Regions from separate parts of the Mus musculus genome. Here region 1 is linked to region 2. The links are chromatin contacts, found by Hi-C or POLR2A ChIA-PET in ENCODE. All regions are on one chromosome and are shown on one strand. The core of a region is the stretch at or near the end of the contact, and the rest is flanking DNA. Distances in the headings are between cores, read along the strand shown.

What was found. Hi-C counts contacts between places; a loop is a spot of excess contacts on that map. ChIA-PET counts read pairs that join two places held with the same protein, here RNA polymerase II (POLR2A).
Region 1: a map of heart shows a loop between it and region 2 (2.0-fold over the local background). The contact joins the enhancer-like site here to the promoter of Zfp365 in region 2. A Hi-C loop is called at or near these places in 1 of 37 maps with a recorded cell type or tissue (heart). POLR2A ChIA-PET finds 5 or more read pairs at or near these places in 1 of 5 experiments (embryonic stem cell).

Annotation. Positions count from the first base shown.
Region 1 is chr10:67,959,681-67,964,348 of GRCm38, reverse strand. It overlaps 4930521O17Rik (RIKEN cDNA 4930521O17 gene), which reads left to right. Exons shown (of 3, transcript NR_152797.1): 3 at 1,593-1,871. Among named protein-coding and RNA genes, the nearest start is that of 4930521O17Rik, 12 kb to the left of the region's middle. Within about 2 kb of position 1,662, at least 1 of the 3 ENCODE cell types and tissues checked has a DNase peak (open chromatin) inside an H3K27ac peak, as active enhancers do.
Region 2 is chr10:67,911,010-67,915,677 of GRCm38, reverse strand. Zfp365 (zinc finger protein 365) reads left to right here and starts at 3,016. Exons shown (of 5, transcript NM_178679.2): 1 at 3,016-3,307.

The sequences.
Region 1 (4,668 bases), core at 413-2,912, 50 kb before region 2:
CCTTCTTAGTGGGTCAGTGTGACAGATGCACTCAGCAGCTAGTCATGCCTAATGCCTATTGTCGCGATGGTCAATGGACTTAAAAAGAGAGCCACACTTTCAAAATCACTGCCTCAAAGGGATCCGAATCTTTTGAATTGCAAAATGGTTCTTGCCACTTCGATACCCAGAAAGCTGGATTCGCTCGCTCATCCACCACGGGAGGGAATAGGGTTGGGGGCTCAGAACACACAACTGAGAGTAGGAAAAACATAGCTTTATCTCCTCTTGGAGCTACTGACTGAGCTGTGAGTAAGCTTCACTCTGCAGTTATGGCTCCGTTAGCAGTTGAAGCGATGTTATACCGCTAAATGAAAACTTGTCTCTCAGCAGCTCACTTTTCTAATTCCTTCCTACCAATTTACTCCATCTCATACATGGCAATTTCATTTCTTCAAGCTCTCTCTACATACAGGAAGGTGACCACTTGTTTCTTATAACATTCACCAAAAGAAAATTTCCAGTCGAAATAAGTATCCCAAAAGCGAAAGAGCATCTAATATCAGCATGGGACTTTTCGTCACCTGTAGTCCTGATTCTGACCTTTGGAATGGATGTTTCTGCAAGCTGGAGAACATGGTCATCAGATATGGCCTTTTATTGCTTCATGTGCCAACAATATCTCAGTATTAGAGTCTCATTTGCTGTTGTGGAAATTGCCAGAGCTCCCTCACCACCAGCAAGCTCTGCGGGACACTTCCTAATGGTGACCTTCCATGATAATCATAACCCTGATACACATTTGAAAGTGCCGAGACAAACATGCGTCTACAAATGTGCCATACCCCCCAAATGCTAAATAAACATTATAAGAAAAAGATCAAGAGATCTCTTTGATAAAAGATTTTCTTCCCCAAAGTCCAGTATCTTTGTTGAAGTGAGCTTGGTTGGCCTTTGTTTAACAGGATTCTTGGTTCAAGGTAAATTTTTGAAAGGATTTTTTTTCCACATTTAGTGTGTGTGTATGTGTATTTGTATGCTCCTGGGACACATTATTTTATCCTAATGATCTTTATAAATATGATAAATTGGTAGCTTTGTTATCTATTGGAAGTAGTGATGTGGTATCTTCAAATGGCATCACTATATCTCAAGGGAACATCTCAGGATGTGTTCTGGATGTGACCCTTTGGATGGCAGATCAACTAGTGGGCATGGATTGTTAGGTAGTGGCTTCCCCGGTGTGCTTCACCTCCCTAAGACCATTGCCTTCTGTCCTCTCAGGTATATGGGTAATGGGGGTGGGGTGGGGTGGGGGTGAGCTTTACTGTGGTATCTCTTTCCAGCTGTTGTTGGAGGTCACAGAGAGTTAAATAAGAAGAAACGAGAGAGAAGGGAAGGATGTTGCTTGTGTAGCATCTGCTATATTGCTTGACTTCTGTCTTGCATACCTGTGAGTTTAGATGGCATTCTTTGATCAGCTGGATATCGCAGGTCAGGATACGCATAGGAGATGCTGTCTGTGACTATGGTATGGTTCAGCATCTCCTATCATAGAATGAATGTATTCACTCGTCCGCTGACACAATATTTTTTTTTCCCCTTCCTGACAGTGGCAACAATTTTCGGGAGCCGAGCAAAGCTTTCACTTTCAAGGCAGATCTTGAACAATAGTCGCATCTGTTTCTTCAAAGCCCAGGCAGACTCAGCGCGGTTGAATTCATCTTCAGCTTTGAATAGAAAGGGGCATTGTTGGAAGAATAACTAGACAGCCTTTCATGTGCTCGATTACAAGACTTTAATTTTTCAGATGTAAAGTATAATAAAAAGCCTTTCAACCCCTACCTCACAACCCCATTCTCCTATAAACTTGGTGAAATCCTACATCTTGAACTAAATGTTTCTGAGACCCTTTATTTCTTCCTGGGGCTACACTGCAGCCTTTACGCTAACAAGATTAATACGAAAAGGTTTCATTGTACTATGAGCAATGTCTGATACCAGAGTAATTTGTTTTTAAAAAATGAGGAAACGTGTCTGAATCTGTTGTTATGGTCATGATATTTATGCTTGTAAGGATAAAGTTATTCATTTTAGACGGGTAACAAGAAGGCTTTCATGTACCATTAAGATAACTTATGTCAAACACTTGGTAAAACTGTTGGAGCCATTTCAATATTAATAATTTATTGCAAATATCTAGTTAGAAAAACTGGTAGGCATTAATTAATGATCAATTAAGATAGATTATTTCTCCTGCTTCTCTTTTAACTTTCTAATAACCAATTTGCTTTTTCCTAAAATGGGTCAATAGGAAATGAACCAAGTTGTTTCGTGCTCCCATTTTCTAATAAACTGAAACTCTTTAAAGAAATTAGCTATTCTCTTGCAAGTTGTTAATTCTTATGGCTGTTATATATCACGATTTTATCCTGTAGATTTTACATGTTCATTTTCTCTTTAATTACTGCACACTAACCCGATAGTTCTGGGGGTAATTTTATTAGTTCTAAGACATTTTTAATATGGATGTATTCTAAAATTAATCATACTTTGACTTCATAGTACAAACATCCCTTCATTACTGCACTGTTGGTTAGAGGAAACTAATTTTCAAAATGTTTCACTGAAAGCATAAAGTAGAGGACATTGCTATCTTTAATTTCTTAATCATTTTGGCCCTTGGCTGTTTGTTTGTTTGTTCATTTTGTTTTGTTTGAGTCATTATCAGGCACACAAATCTCTCATGAATTTAAGCTAGAATCTGGGAGATTAAGAATCTAATTCTTTGATGTTTTTCCTCAGCAGAGGACAAGAGAAAGTTTTGTTATCTAGTATTTTACAGCGGGGGATACATTTGAACAGGAGTTGGACCTTTGAACCTTCACTGTAGTGAAGGATGCTGGGCCTGTGAGGACGGATTAAACCTCTCCCCTGGTTGCTATAGGAGGAAAAAAAGACACATTTATGCTTTTGTAAAATTTACCACTTCATTTAGCAAATGCTAAAATTGGGAGAAGAAAAGCAAAAAAATAACTGCAGAACAAAGATAAGCAGTGTCATTGACCTGGAGGATACAATTTGTTTTTTGAATTATTCTACCATGCAGTAACTTTCTTAATGTACAGATTACCACTTAATTTAATTAGATTATCATTTAATTTAATTTAATTGGGGCCAATTCCTCTTTCACTTACTTTACTGAAAAGTCATATTTCTCCCAGTCATTTCAGCTTGGTAGCCTTACTTATTCATGCTTTAGATATTGCTCTTGGCCATTGTACAAACTCGCTGGAAGCAAGCCATCTCTCCGAGGGTCTTCCTCACCCTCTCAGTATGCTCTTCATTAAAAACTGGAATTCAGAGCTAGTGTGGTACTGCATGTTTGTAATCTGAGCCCTCTGGAGATGGAAACTGGAGGGCCAATCACTAAGGTTGTCCTTAGCTATTTAGTGATTTTGAAACCAGCCGGGAGTACATGAGACCTAATCTCAAACAAGATAGAACAAAAATAGTGGAATTGAGATCTCAGAGCAGGCTGAAGAGATTGCTCCATGGTTAAGAGCACTGGCTGCCCTTTCAGAGAACCGAGATTCAGTTCCCATCACCCAGATAGCTGCTCACAACCACTTATAACTCCAGTCCAAGGGATCCAGCATCCTCTTGCCTGGTTTCCACAGATACCACACACATGTGCTATGTAGAGATACACTCAGGTACACACACATACACATAAGTGAGAATTAAAAAAAAATGAAGTCTTTTTGCTTAGGTAATAAATAATCTTTTCCACAGCCATAGGATATGGAGGAAAAACAGACACTTGACAGAGAGCGCAGCAGCAGATGTACCTAATGCTGGCTTGGGTACAGATGTGCTTTGCTGTCTGTCACTGTGCTTAGTTTTCTGTGTGTTTCATCTTATGTAATCCTCGTAGTGCAAAGGAGGTAAGAACACAGAAGCAAACGTGCTCAACTCACAGGGCCACAGTGAGAACATCCTGATTGGAGCTGCAAGCCGATGGCTGACTCTCTATAGCTAACTGCTCCGTGTTTTCAAACACACTAGAACAGGGTGGAATGGAACAGATCTCTCTTTGTCAACTAGCCTGTCTGATCACCCACAAACCCTGGCTTCCCCAGAACAGTAGCACTTGGAACTCAGCCAAGGTCAATGCAACTTTGTAACAAACGCAGCCTTTTTTTTTTTTTCCAAATTTCTGAGAGTTTACCATAGCAGCAACTATTTCACCTCTATTTCCAGCCACATTCTGGTGTAATCTAGTAGAACAGGAACATGTCTTCTGTAACTTCCCCTTCTGCCAAGTGATCAAGGTCCATTTGTGGCTATGCAGACACTTTCCCCAACATATTTGGGCATATTTGCCCGGTCTCTACCTAACTCCAAAGCAGCTTTCACATATTTTAAGTTAGTAGGGAAACATCCCACTCCTGATACCAATTTCAGTATTAGTTTGTACCTCTGCTATAACCAGACCTTAAGGAATTTAGAAATCTTACAGATTTACCTTTTGGAGCTGAAGGCCTGGAGGTCCATGGGCAGTTGTAAGATTTGGAGGATGTTTCTTACAGGCTGTGCTTTGCCTCTTTTTCCAGATAATGAGAAATGAAAGCAGCCCTTTTTCATTTATTTTATAAGGGTGTTAATTCTCTCTCTGAGGGAGGGTGG
Region 2 (4,668 bases), core at 1,767-4,266:
ATTTCTGAGTTCGAGGCCAGCCTGGTCTACAAAGTGAGTTCCAGGACAGCCAGAGATATACAGAGAAACCCTGTCTCAAAAAACAAAAAAAAAAAAAAGAAAGAAAGAAAGGAAAGAAAGAAAGAAAGAAAGAAAGAAAGAAAGAAAGAAAGAAAGAAAGAAAGAAAGAAAGAAAGAAAGAAAGAAAAGAAAAAGAAAAGAAACCACTTGGGTTAAATTAAGGTCCTGTGGACCAGTGCCAAATCTTCCACAGATTCAACCCTGCACACAACCTCTCTATAGTAATCTTTAAGCATTTCAAGAAGTGTTTAACATCTCAAAGCCTTCAGGAAAAGGCAAAGTAAAACTACCTTTGGCTACCACCTCAACCCCAATCAGAATGGCTGCCATCAAGACATCGGACAGATGTAGGATAGGGTGTAGAGAAAGAGGAAACTTTATTCACTGCTGGTCCAAGCTCAGACTAGCACAGCCAAATAGAACAACCAACGGTCCAGCTCTAGGGCTCCCAGAACTCTACATCTCATCTGAAAGACACTAGCACATCCATGTTTATTGCTGCTCTATTCAGGGCAGTGGGGGAATGGAACCCATCTGGATGTCTATTAACTGTCGAAGCATACAGAGGAGTTAATACATACACACAACCGGATATTGTTCAGTGGTAAAGAAAACAAATCATGGCAATGGCAAGCAAATGCCTAGACCTGGAAAGTGTATTCAGCGAAGCTACCCAAACTCAGAAATAAACCAGTTCTTCTTCCTCATAAGCAGGTCCCAGTCTATAATATATGGGGGCAAGTGTAAGTGTGAAGATAGTCTAAATTGTAGGAAGCATTTTGACTCTACAGTTGACCCGTGCAGATCTTCCCTGCTGGACCTGGAATCTGAGGCTCTGAAAGAACAGGGCGGACTAGAGTTTGATGCTGAAGACATCCTTACTTCAGTTTCTGTGTCTTTTTATACACAATGTAACAAAGAAAGGAATGATCTGAGGAAGGTTGTTATAGTTCAGAAAACGTGATCAGAAAAACGTGTAAATAAATACCAGTAAGCACACACTGAAGATTAACAGCCCTTTCTCAGGCTGGGCCTGTTTAAACACAATTACCTGGCCTATACTAAAGGCTACATCTGGGAACACACGAAAGCAAGGCAGAAGGCCGTATCCAGAATCAGAGTACACTGACCAGATTGGGTTCTATAGCTATGTTCTGACATCCAACAAGAATAAGCTTGTCGTATAAACTGAATGTAAATGTTTGTCACAGTGGGCATGGAATCACGTCCCAGAACAATCCAGGGAACAAGATGCCCTTGAGGTAAATGACGATCTGCCTTTTCTCCTGGAGTCCCTCCCATAGTCCCCCAAGACATTGTTCACAGTGGGTTCAGTATTCCAAAAAGGGGACCCAAAGGAGAGTAATACTGGGTGGTTAGGATGGAATACAGTCAGAAGGGCACAAGTCATGAGAGAGGATATAAAGTGGTTTTTGTTGTTGTTTTGTTTGTTTCAACTCTGTCATTGTTTTTTCTTTGATTGTGGATATGTTAATACAACATTTTGTGTATTGAAGTAGCCAGAACTACATATGCATCCAGGAAAACCCAACATGCCTTACTCCCTTGTGGCTCTGGTTGTAGGTGTTGGCTTTGTTTTAAAGTCACCGACCCTCAGCTCATTGTGAAGTAGCCATGGCTTTTCACTGACATCTGTCACACTGGCCTACTTAGAGGTGAGCTTTAAAAAGGTATTCTTAAGGAAGAGTTATTCTTTTTCTTTTGCACCTGAAAAGATTTCCCTCCTTTACTTTCATCTAAAATCATTCTTTATCGAATCATTCTGTCACGATGCAATTTAATATGGAAATTGTATTGATAAATGTAAAATATGGTTTAATGAAGAATGTGATAATATTTATGCCATTGTTAGAAAAAAATGGCCCTAGGAAGTCTTCGCGCTTCACCTGAAGTGGAGACATTTCGGGACCAAGCAAGGCAAACAAGTTGCCTCAGTGTTGGGAGAGGGCTGAGTTCTAGACGTTGGGTCCCTTGACTCTCCCAGGTCATACTTAGCATCCTGCCCCAAAGGTAGTCAGAATTAGCTTCCTGCTGTTCAAGATGATGGGTGCACCCTGACTCTTGGTTGTGTGCAATGCACACTCAGACCAAACTTTTTTTTTCAGCTTAATAAACAGTTGGAATAAACGTGCTCAATTTAGAGAGTGACCTAAGATAGTGACCGCAAGAAGCATAACATTTTCTGAGAGAGCAAGCCTCTGCGCAGCTGCCAACCCCCGTTTTGTAGGAGTCACTCTCTGGTACTGCTTTCCTGAATTTTACAGGCGTGCACCTGTCATCAAAGTCTTAGTATGAATATCAGTGAAAGAACGTTGACGACAGCCCAGCAGCTGATTCGAGCAGTGTAGGTCCTTTGCAAGAGCAGTATGTGCTCTGAACTGCTAAGCCATCTCTCCAGCCCCTTAAAAGCAGGTTTAACAAAATAACACACACACACACACACACACACACACACACACACACACACACACACACACACACACACACACACACACACATCCCGAAATTTCAATTAGGAAATGAGATTTCTCAGAAGCTAAATCTTTCCTCCACTGAGAGACTAGTGTTGGGGGCATCCTCTCAGTGAGGAGGCCTCAGGGTTTGGCATTTATGTTTCTTAACTTCTACACTTTTATTATCTTTAGTTTTGTTTAACTTAGTCCCAGGACACTACTACCTTCCACGGCTGGAGTAAGCTGGTCCTGTGCCCCCCCCCCCCCCCCGCCAGGTTGCCTGGATGAAGTTCTAATATAAATAAATATCAGAGCCTTCCTGCTGGCAGCTCTTTCCAGGGGCTAGCCAGCTAGGCTCCATCTTCACGCCCACTTTCGCCGCCCCTGCAACTGGGAGCACTTGCCTGGGCCTGTAGCAAGACTAGGCTGGGCAAGACTGGCACGTGTCCCCGCCTCCCTCCCCAGGGACCATCCTGCATCCCTCCCCGTGATGTCAGCGGAATCCTGAGCTGGAGTGAAGGGAAAGGCCCAGGATCTCCCGCTAGAGGGGCCCCGATGGGGTGGACCCAGGGGTGGCTGCCCGGGGCCGGAGCACCAGCCTCGCGTCCCCGGGCGCCGCCCCCGTGTCCCGCCCGCGCCACGCTCCGCCCCGGTCGCCGCTCGTCCCGCGTGGGAGCCGACCCGGCTCAGCCTGATTTACGGCTCTGCTGAAAACCGCTCGCACGGCTCCCGCAGCATCAGCACCGGCGGCTGCAGCGGCAGCAACAAGTCCGGTAAGTGGGCTCGGCTGGAGCCGTGCGCCCGCGCCCCCTGCTCCGCCGACACGCGGGGAGGTGGTCCCGGATGCGCAGCATCCTGGGGAGTCGGGACCGTTGGCTTCCCCACAGCCACTTGCACGAACTCGCGTGAGCACGAATCCACGCAGTCACCAGCGGGAGCGGGGGCTAGGAAAGCCGGGACCCCCACGCAGGTGCTGCCCAGCCTGCCCAGCTCTGCACAGGAAATCGAAACCCTTTTTGCTAACCTGTGCCCTAGGTTTCCGCTGGGCGGATGAAAGCCTTTTGCTGGGGGTGGGTGGTATATCTCGTCTCCCCCATCCAAACATCCCCCCCCCCACTGCTGCTATAGAATCCTCTCTTCTTATCCCTGCACTCCATTGCAAGCATCTTCAGCCCTAGGCTGGGCCAGGGTTTGCATCCTATTGACCAACCCAGCGCAGCACAGGAAGGTTCTCCTTTGCTGGGGTCCAGAGACTTTAGTAACCTGGAAAATGTGCCTGCCTGGCGGATCAGGCACCATTTCTATCTCAGCATCTGGAGGCAGATAAGGGTGTAACACAGACACTTCACTCTAAGATGCACCCTAAGATCCGGGCTCCTTCCCTGTGGGACCCAGTGCTCCTTGTTGCCATTCTTGGAGGAAATAAGTACCACGACCCTTGCAAAATTGGGTTGTAAGAGTCATCTGTTGCTAGGGCAAAGGGGATAAAGATGCAGAGGCAACAAGAACTTCCTGTTTATGGAGGAGTTATGCTGACGCCCACCTGGTTCCAACACTCTAGAAGTTGTCGCGCTAAAAACAGCATCAGAGGCAAGGCGCATCCACCCAGAACATTCTATTAGCTTAGGATCTTGGCCACGGCCCTGTTTATATCAAATAATACCGGACACTTCGGGTTTCCAAATTTCAAAAGATCGTTATTGTTATGTTAACGCTTTGATGTATGTCATCATACCAGTAACTAAAAATATTAACGGCATGAACAAACCAAGATGACAAGCAGACGCGTGTCACTAAACCTGATGAATCAAGTTCAATCCCCAGGACACACATGATGGAAGGAGAGAACCCATTCACACAAGTTTTCCCCAGCCTACACACACACAGACAGAGTCACTCACAGAGTAAATAAGGAATGCTATTTATTAAAAAAAAAATCTAAAAAAACATTTGGTTGAAGAATATTCAGCTCTTGATGTGTTTAAAGCCACTGTGCTTAGTTTGATCCATCCTTCACAGACTTGAAAAGAGACTGCCAATGGACTCACAATTTATGTGCGACCCGTGTCTATGTAGCATGCCAAATTCAGGAGGGCAATAAACTTGAGTTCTGTCTCTGGACCACTCTCCTTCC